2 separate regions of the Mus musculus genome follow, and region 2 is linked to region 1. The links are chromatin loops, found by intact Hi-C in ENCODE. Cell type or tissue: gastrocnemius. All regions are shown on one strand.

The links. Peaks named below come from ENCODE experiments on the same cell type or tissue, not always from the same donor. Only the 100,000 strongest peaks of a DNase experiment are listed, where the experiment ranks them.
Region 2: it touches region 1 in a loop (9-fold over the local background); 14 of 42 quality-filtered maps call a loop at or near these places.

What each region holds. Positions count from the first base shown.
Region 1 is chr4:141,572,873-141,577,872 of GRCm38, reverse strand. Fblim1 (filamin binding LIM protein 1) reads left to right here. Exons shown (of 9, transcript NM_001163256.1): 9 at 1-1,811. The coding sequence ends at 43. Among named protein-coding and RNA genes, the nearest start is that of Fblim1, 25 kb to the left of the region's middle. In gastrocnemius, CTCF peaks have their summits at 818 (motif pointing left) and 2,277 (motif pointing right); DNase peaks (open chromatin) are centred at 2,301 and 2,605; H3K4me3 peaks cover 445 bases; H3K27ac peaks cover 2,949 bases.
Region 2 is chr4:141,384,563-141,389,562 of GRCm38, reverse strand. It overlaps Clcnka (chloride channel, voltage-sensitive Ka), which reads left to right. Exons shown (of 20, transcript NM_024412.3): 15 at 33-246; 16 at 1,296-1,429; 17 at 2,186-2,274; 18 at 2,407-2,490; 19 at 4,200-4,286; 20 at 4,615-4,952. The coding sequence ends at 4,662. Among named protein-coding and RNA genes, the nearest start is that of Clcnka, 12 kb to the left of the region's middle. In gastrocnemius, CTCF peaks have their summits at 1,993 (motif pointing left) and 4,094 (motif pointing left); DNase peaks (open chromatin) are centred at 1,995, 2,254 and 4,111.

The DNA of each region.
Region 1 (5,000 bases):
CAAGCCCTGTCACCTGAAGCGGAGTGCTGCTGGTTGCTGCTGAAGAGTCCCGATAGCTGGCCCTTCCCTGACTTGGTTTCCCCTCCTGACTTTTCTTGAGTACTTTCTTTTTGAACCTCACTGGGCACCAGCACACTGCTCAGCCCATAGTGTCTAAATGCACAGACAGGCTTGAGACACTGGGCTTTGGCCTCCTAGTACACAGCACCCCCCACCCCCAGACTTTCTACTCCTCTCCCTTCATTGACCAGGAGGCCTCTCACCACCAGACTGCAACCCTGGTCCATCTCTAGTGCTGCCCTGACATGTTTATGGGGACAGGTCTCAGGATGATACCTGTGTCTCTGACCATGATGCTTAGCTGCCTAGCAGAAGGCGCTGAGACCTCAGCTTAGATTGTAGAGCTAAGTTGTTTGAAGTGCGCCTTCTCAGCCACTCCAAAAAGTATTTTTTGAGAATATAAGTGTGTAGTAGACATGATAGCACACACCTTTAATCCCAGCACTTGGGAGGCAGAGGCAGGTGGATTTCTATGTTCAATCTAGTCTGATCTACTAAAAGATTCAAAACAATATTCTTTGGATTTGGGGGAGAGAAATCTTTGAATTTTTCTCTTTTTCTTTTTTTGGTGGGGTAAAATCAGTAAACATCTTCCCTTGGTTCAGGGGCTGCGAAGATGGCTCGGTGATGAAGAGCGAGCTCTTGCTCCTCTTGCGGAGGACCAGAGTTCATTTCCCAGCATCCCTCATGGAGGCTCATAACTACCTGTCCTGCAACTCCAGTTTCCGGAGAGCTGGCGCCCTCTGCTGGCCTCCTTGGAACCTTAATGCATGTGGTGTACACGCTTACACTCAGGCACACACACATACATTAAAAAAAAAAAAACAATTTAGCCATGTCTAATGGCAAACACCTTTAATCTCAGTACTTGGGAGGCAGAGACACATGGATCTCTGCATTTGAAGGCAGCCACAGCTACAATCTTAAAATGCACAAACTACTGGGGTTTGGTGGTGCAAATCTGTGATCCCAGTGCTGGGGGAAATTGCCAGAAGCTTGCGACCTGCTTAGACTTCATAGAATTCCCAATCAGTTTTGGCCACATTCAGAGATTTGTCTCAGAAAATAATAATAAATCATAAGTGCATAGAACGTGAGGTAGCGGCGACCCAGCCTTCCTTCCTGTAGAATCCGTGCTGAGCTGGGCTCAGGATGGGAGGGAGGATGGTCACGTGCCTCTGCTTGCTTCCACACCCTGTGAGCTCCTGTGAGGGGCTCCCAGACCTGGATTAAGAGCCTTTGATTTGCTAAGGAACAAGTTCGAGGCTGAGCCTCCTTCCTCCAGACTTTACTGGGGCTCTGGCCTCTACAAGTGCGCGCACGCGCGCACACACACACACACACACACACACCAAAGAGGCTAGGGAAAGAAGTCACATCTCTTTGGTCTCCCATGTGTGCCACCCAGCCTCCACTTCAGCTTTGCTGCTAGGCTGCCCGTAACCACTGTCTCTGTGAAGCCACACCTAGAACATTCTCCCTCTTAAGGAAATTCACTTTAAGGCAGGCAAGATGATTCAGCTGGTAGAGGTGCTGGCTTCCAAGTCTGATGGCCGGAGTCCTGTCTCTGGGACCCACAGTGAAGGAGAGAGCCAATTCTATAAGTTGTCCTCTGGTTTACACCTGCATACCAAGATACACGTTTGTGCACACACATCTAATAGAGATAAAATGTAAAGTAGAAAAAAAATCATTTTTGTGCTTTGTAACTTCTAAGTTGCACACAGAAAAAAATAAACATATGTTCTTTCCTTGTGTCTTGTTTTTGTCTGGGGTGGGGGGAGTTGGTTGTTTTTATTTGGGGGTTTTGTTTCAGTGAGATAGTGTCCTGAGTATCCCAGGCTGACCTTGAACTAACTATATCGTCCTGGATTGCCTTGACTTCATATCCCTTGTCTCCAACTCCTATATTCTGGAATTCTAGGAATCGAACCCAGAGCCTCATGAGGCTTCGTTTTAAATATATGGGTAACTGGGGGTGGGGGGTGTCGCAGTGATTTGAATACACTTAGCATGTATGTACTTGACTGGCTTCTGTCCCCAGCACCAAATTATATAAATATATACATATATGAATTAATTAAAGGGAAGCTGATAAAGTGGTGACGTGCATTGGGACTCCTGTGAGGGGACATGCATTACCCCGCTTAGGGGTCCTGGGAAACTAGGCAGTAGTTTGCAAGTTGCAGGTTCTGGGCTGCGTCAAGGCAGATGTGGCGTTCAGCCGCTAGGGGGCAGCATGAGCCAGCGAGTTGATACCCGGAGCCAAGGTTCTCTGGCTTCTCACCAGCTTCTCAACGCGTAGGGTTCTCAATGCTCATATTTCGGAGAGAGAAAACATCCCAAAAGAGTGACGTGGTCATGAAACTTTTCCACCTGTCTCAGGAATGCGGCCTCTCGAAAGGAGACCTGCGGCCGGAGATTAAGCCAGTCGCTGGCCCAAACTGTCACCTGTTTGGAGGGGATGCCCGGAAATTCAAGAATGAGACCTGGGAACTTGGACTCTGAACAAAGGACCATCAGGAGTTGCTGGGGAGCGCTGAACTTGCCCATGGCCCTGTGCCAGGGTCCCTCTCGCCTGAGGCCACACCCAGGTGCTTGGAGTATGACCTCACTAGCATGTAGAGCCTGTTGCTGCCTATTCAACCAGAAAGACCTTCAGAGGGGACCAGGTGATGGCTGAGCAGGCCTGTGCATGCCAGAAGTACCGGAAGGAAGTGGAGGCAGGAGGAGCCAAAGTTTAAAGTTATCTTTGAGGACATAGTAAGTACCAGGTTGGCCTGAGGTACTTTGAGACCCCGTCTGGAACGGATATAAAGAGGTATAGGGTGTGTGGCACACACCTGTAATTCCAGAAATGGGGGGTCGGGGGCGCAGAGGACGGAGGATTGCTTAGAGTACAAGGCCACCCTGTAATACGCAGAGAGACCATGTCTCAAAAACAGACAAGCTGGGGCGGTGGTGGCCTACACCTTTAATCTCAGGGGAGGCAGAGGCAGGCAGACCTCTGTGAATTCGGGACCAACCTGGTCTACAGAGTAGATTCCAGGATAACCGCGGGTGCATTGTGAAACCCTGTCTCAAAAAACAAACAAGAAGGGCCTGCAAGATGGCTCAGTGGGCAAAAGCTCTTGCCACAACGCCTGACAGCCAGAGTTCAGAGTTCGATTCCCCAGCACTGCATAAATCAGGAGTGGAAGTGCCTGAGTGTGGTCTAGCACTAGGGAGAGGAGGCGGGAGGACCAGAACTTCACTCTCATTGTAGAAATCTCGAGGTCAGCCTGGAATGCATGAGACCAATGTTTCTCAACACCTAAACAAACAAATAAATAAATGGACAAAAACCTGAAGGTCATTTGTTTATATATTTTTAATTTGTTTTTATTTTATAGGTATGCCTGCAAGCATATCTGTGCACCTTGTGCTTTGAGAAACCAGAAGAGGATACCAGGGCACCTGGCACTAGAGTTACAGGACATTGTGAGCTACCAAGTGGGTGCTGGGAATCGAACCTGGGTCCTCTGGAAGAAGAGTCAGTGTTCTTAACCAGTGAGCCATCTCTCCAGCCCCACAAAGCCTTTTTCTTTGCATTTATTTATTTCTGTGGAGGAGTAACTGCATGCCACAGCTCAATTGTTCCTACATGTGTGTGTGTGTGTGTGTGTGTGTGTACAACCTGCAGTTCTCTCCTTCCGCCAATGAATTCTGGCAATCTTAAGACTTGGTGCCAACTGCCTTCACCTCTGATCCATCTCACTAACCGTATGTGTGTGTGTGCGTGTGTGTGCCTGTGCACATGCCTGTGTGTGTGTCTGTGTCTGTGAGCGTGCACGCACACACATGTGTGTGTTGCTGCAGCAGCTGGACATTACAAAACCATATTCTCAGCCCTGAGAAGGGAAGCATTTGATGTGTTCGGTCCTTGAAAGAGCTTAGCCCAGCCCTTGAACTTTAGAGTGTTTTGCAATGTCCTCTGCTCCCCAAGAAAAGGCCTGGCATCCGGTGTGTGTGAATCACACTTCTCAGAGGCTGGACTGTGGACTGAACCCTTTCATGACCTGCCTTGTGTGGAAAATGCCTGGGCCTTGGTCAAAAGCTATGAGCTGTCCACACAGCACATTCTTCTTGCTGGTGGCTGGATCCCAGCTTTTCCCCTTGTCTGGAAGCTGTTTTATAGCTCTGTAAAAGGCAGGTGGGTAAAAATCCTGTCCTGTCTCGGTAGGTTTCCCAACACCTTCCCCTTGTGGAGAAACTGATATCTGTTAGCACACAGATTTCTCCATAGCTGTTCTAAACTGTGCCGTGTGGCTGCTCTTGGAGCCGAGGACAACTCCCACCCAGCTTTTCCTTCCTTATATGGGGCCGGAACCTGTGTCTTCTGAGAGTCTGGGGTCTACCAATGAGCTAGCCTGGAAAATTTTCACTTAATACTTCCTTTACCAGGTGATTTTTTTGGAAGGCTTCATCAGGGGGACCCCCTAAAGGAAGTAGGGTAACAGTTAGGAAGCAGCTGCCTCGGGGCAGCCTGGGAAAGAGCGTTGAGCTGACAGAGAAGGGGGAAGGAACTGAGGAAGGGACAGTAGGAGGGACAAGGTGAGTTCTGGTTGGCTGCTCCTCTTGTTCTGAGAAAACCTGTGAGTTTTGAGTGGAGGGTGGGGAATAACTGACAGTCTCTACATTCCTGTTTTGGGTGAGGCTGGAAGGTCAGGAGAAAGGCAGCCCTGTTTCACCAGGGTTAAGACTCAGGGTCTGGCAAGTTCTTAGTCAGGATACGTGAAGTCCTACCCACAGGAACAGGCCCCATTTGGGGGGGCACAAGCCACATTTGGGGGGCACTGAATCTTGGCCTCCCGAAGGGGACATCCAAACCTGTCCTTTGCACAAGGAGGCCAGGGCTCCAGGTGACACCACTAGACAATTCATCCACTGTGGCCTCACAC
Region 2 (5,000 bases), 190 kb after region 1:
TGGAGTTACCCATGGTGGTTCTGCTCCTGCAGGTGCTGCTGCCTTCTCCGGAGCAGTGACCCACACCATCTCCACAGCGCTGCTGGCCTTTGAGCTGACTGGCCAGATCGTTCACGCACTGCCTGTGCTGATGGCTGTGCTGGCGGCCAATGTCATCTCCCAAAACTTACAGCCCTCTTTCTACGATGGCACCATCATGGCCAAGAAACTGCCGTACCTGCCGTGGATCCGTGGCCGACAGATTGGGTGAGCCTGGGACTGAGGAATGGGATGGCCAGGGTGGTGTGGAAGTTTAGGGACACCCACACCCACCCACACACACACACCCCAACACCACTGCAATTGCCCTCAGCCCATTAGCTGGCCCTCAACCTCCCGGGAGCTTCAGGGGCTGGGAGAGAAAGCCAGAGCTTGGACAAGTCTTACTTCAGGTCACGAGGAGGTTGAACATCAGTTAGGAGGCCTTTCTCCTCTCTCTCTTGCTCTTCCGACCTAACTAGGTGGTCAGGAGCTAGGATGCAGATGCGGTCTGAGATCCTTCCTCAACCAGAATGCACCCAGCAGTTTCTGTTTCCAGAGCAGCCGTGACTGAGGCCATCTCAACAGCCCCTGATAGTTTAATTCTTACCTTCAACTTAACAAGATATATAATGAGACCTTGGCAAAATAGTTTCTAGGCGGTGTCAGCTGTCCCTAAGTGTGGGCAGTGCCATCCCATGAGCTTTGTCCTGAACTTAAATACTAAAGAACAAGCGAGGGCTGGAGAGATGGCTCAGCGGGTAAGAGCACTGACTGTTCTTCCAGAGGTCCTGAGTTCAAATCCCAGCAACCACCTGGTGGCTCACAACCACCTGTAATGAGATCTGACGCCCTCTTCCAGTGTGTCTGAAGACAGCTACAGTGTACTTATGTTAATAAATACATCTTTGGGCCGGAGCAAGCAGGGACTGAGGGAGTTGACTGGAGTGAGGGGGGGTGGTGACTGGAGTAAGCAGGGGCTGACCAGAGTGATTAGAGGTCCTAAAATTCAATTCCCAACAACCACATGAAGGTTCACAACCATCTGTACAGCCACACTGTACTCATATACATAAAATACATTTGATGCCCTCTTCTGGAGTGTCTGAAGACAGCTACAGTGTACTCACATATAATAAATAAATAAATAAATCTTTTTAAAAAATTAAACTATCAGCTATCACACATGGAAGCTCTCCCAGCAAGGTTTCCTGTCTTGTCCTGGGGGGGCCAGCACCCCCACCGCAGGGCCTGCTACATGCTTCCTCTGTCCACAGCTCCTACCCTGTAACGGTGGAACATTTCATGAACTCTAACCTCACCACACTGGCCAAGGACATGCCCCTGGAGGAGGTGGTCAAGGTGGTGACCTCCACAGATGTGTCTCAGTATCCCTTGGTGGAGACCAGAGGTACTCGGCTAGGGTGGGGGTGGGGGAGGGGCACTGCGTGTAAATTCCCTCTAAGTGTAAGGGCGGCAAGGGCAGGCAGGGTGTTGGATGTGCCTCTGAGTCCAGACTGCTGTGTGACCTGGGACAAGTCCTTAGCTTCTCTGTGCTTTGGTTTATTGTGAATGAAATGGACATAATAAGCATGCTAACTTCCAGAGGTTTGGAGATGGAAAGTCATTGTAAAGCAGCCTGGGGGTGGCTCTTGGGATGCTAGTCAAGGATGATATGGCCATCCACAGCTGTCAAACATCTGTGTCTAAAACTGAGTTCCAGGAGACAGGACAGTTACCCACTGTGCCCCTCAGCCTGCGTTCCCTCAGCTGTAAACTGGATGAAAGGTGTCCTAGGAGACTGAAAAATCTGTAATTTTCTCTGACACTTAAGAACACCCAGCATGAATGAGGCTGGAGAGAGATTGGTTAAGATCAAGGCTGTTCTTACAGGACCTGGCCTTTGTTTCCTGCACTCTCATGGCAGCTTACAACTGTCCTTAACTCTTGGCTCGTTCGGAGGACTCTGGCACCCTCTTCTGGCCTCTGTGGGCACTGCACATAATATGTGTAGTGCACATATGCAGGCAAAATATTCATACACATAAAATAAAAATAATAATCAAATCTTTAAAAAGAAGCGACCAGCATGTTCATGGCACATAGTAGGGACTCAGATAATGTGACTTTTATTTTTATAACAAGTCCCTTCCTCTGTACTTCCTAGAGTCTCAGACCCTGGTGGGCATTGTGGAAAGGACCCACTTGGTGCAAGCCCTTCAGACCCAGCCAGCTTCCTGGGCTCCAGGCCAAGAGGTGGGCTCCCCTGCCAGGTGTGGGGACAGAGTGGCCGTGTGATCAGGGCTCTGAAGGGAGAGAGGAGTTCAAGGGTCAGGAGTCTGGGAACTATAGGCTGGCTCAGACCCCATTTTCTTTCTCCAATCCCAGCGATTTCTCCAGGACATCTTGGCTGGTGGCTGCCCCACACAGCCAGTGACCCTGCAGCTGTCCCCAGAGACCTCCCTATATCAGGTAAGGGGGAAAAAGGGTGGAACTGATGGGGACACAGGCTCCATATCCTCCCTCTGTGAGGTGTTACACACATATACACACCCCATATATACACACATACCATACACAATATACACAATACAACATATACATACATACCCCCCACACACACACCATATATACACACATACCATACACAATATACACACACACAACATATACATACACACACACACACCACTCACACCACATATACAAACATACCACACATACCACATATACACACACAGCACATATAACACACACACATACAAACAACACACAATATATACACACACAACACATATACTTGCATACCACACACAATATACACACATGCATACACATGCATACACACATACATGCGCAACACATATACATATACACACATACAACACACACTATATACACACAGATACACACACAACACATATACACACATACAACACACACACATTCATCTACAGACGTGCCCAGCAGCCACAGCCTGGGTCATCACCAGGGTTCCTGGGGCGATGCAGAGGAGATAGGGACTTGAGCGAGCTTGGGAAACACATGCTTTTGGATAGAAACCGGTGCTTGTTAGTTAGAAGCATCCATGTGGCTGGAGCGATGCCTTAGCTTTAGCAACACTGGCTGCTCTTCCAGAGTGTCAGGGTTCAATTCTCAGCAAGCACATGGCAGCTCCAGCCCTTAAGGATTCAGCACCCTCTGCTGGTCCCTAGAGGCACGTCATACATGTGGTTCACAGTCACGCATGCAGGCAAAACACCCATGCACATTAAAAAAAAAAAATCTGGGCATGGCGGTAAACACCTTTAATCCCAACATGTGGGAGGCAGAGGCAAGAAAATCTGTGTGAGTCTGAGACCAGCCTGGTCTACACAGTGAGTCCCAGGACAGCCAGGGCTACATAGAGAGGCTCTGTCTAAAAAAACTAAACAAACAAACAAAAAAACTTTTTTGGGGGGTGGGGGATGTGTTGAGACAGGGTTTCTCTGTATAACCCTGGCAGTCCTGGAACTCACTCTGTAGACCAGGCTGGCCTCGAACTCAGAAATCTGCCTCTGTCTCCCAAGTGCTGGGATTAAAGGCGTACATCACCACTGCCCAGCCACAAAAAAAAAAAAAAAAAAAAAAAACCTTAAAAAAAGATTTATTTACTTACTTTATGTATATGAGTACACTGTAGTATCTTCAGACCCAGAAGAAGAGGGCATCAGATCCCATTACGGATGGTTGTGAGCCACCATGTGGTTGCTGGGATTTGAACTCAGGACCTTCAGAAGAGCAGTCAGTACTCTTAACCACTGAACCATCATCTCTCCAGCCCCACAAAAAAAACTTTTAAAGAAGGTTTTTAGCATCACACAGGGACCCCAATTGAGCCCCCACACACACACTCCTGTGAGAAAACTGCTAGGTTACTCAGCCTCTCAAAGCAGGCACTTGGGGTGGGGATGACAGACTCAGTCTAGGAACCTGGCTATGGCCCCAAACTTTCTGCCAGGGACCGATGTCCTTGAGACCCAGGGAACCTGGACCAAAGGCCTTGCTTCTTATGTGGAGTCTGGCTCCCCCTAGTGGTTAGACTAGACACTGACGGCTGGACTCACTCACCTGGCCAGAGAAGGGTGTGTGGGCAGAGGGGTGTTCCCTAACCCCATCGGTTCCTGTCAACCCCCCTGCAGGCACACAGGCTCTTTGAGCTGCTGACCCTTCAGGCGCTGTTCGTGACGTCACGGGGCAGAGCTGTGGGCTCTGTGTCCTGGGTGGAGGTACTGGGTCTTAAGGGTGGACATAGCAGGCAGGGGGGGGGGAGCGGGGGGGGGACGGGACAGGGGTGTGTGTGTGCCAACGTTCCCCTTTCAAAACTCCACGGAACTCTGATGTACTTTATTCCTTGGACTAAAATGACCACTGGGACATCAGTTACCAGCCTGCCACCTTCTGAGTTTCAGAGTCCCTTATCTAAGCCACGGGATAGACGGGATAGATGGCAGCTGTAAATCCACAGACTCGATGTGGGGTGCACTTGATAGAGGCCAGAGATGTCTCCATCCCCCCAACCCTCCCTCCCCCTCGATCCTTTTTTCTCTGTTGTAGCTGAAGAAAGCCATTTCCACCTTGATCAACCCACCAGCCCCCAAGTGAGCCGTGTGGGGGTCGGAACAGGAACCCAGCTGAGGGCTCCAGATGCTGCACAGAGCCCTGCCCCTTTTCCCTCCCTCCCTGCACTCCTCCAGCCCAGCCCAGCTACTCAGTGCATCAGCCAGCTCTACCCAGCTGAACAGGGCTCCACATTTATCACGGCCCCCCGAGAGGACAACATCTCTCTGGTCTGGAAGGGACAAATCTCACCCCGGTTTACGAGACGTACCTTCTGGGATTATCTATTCACAGCCAGTAGCTCCTGAGAAAATAAAACTAAAGCTGATTCCCAGAGCCACTGTTCACCCATCTTCTCCCTCAGGAGTTTGCAATTGGTCCCT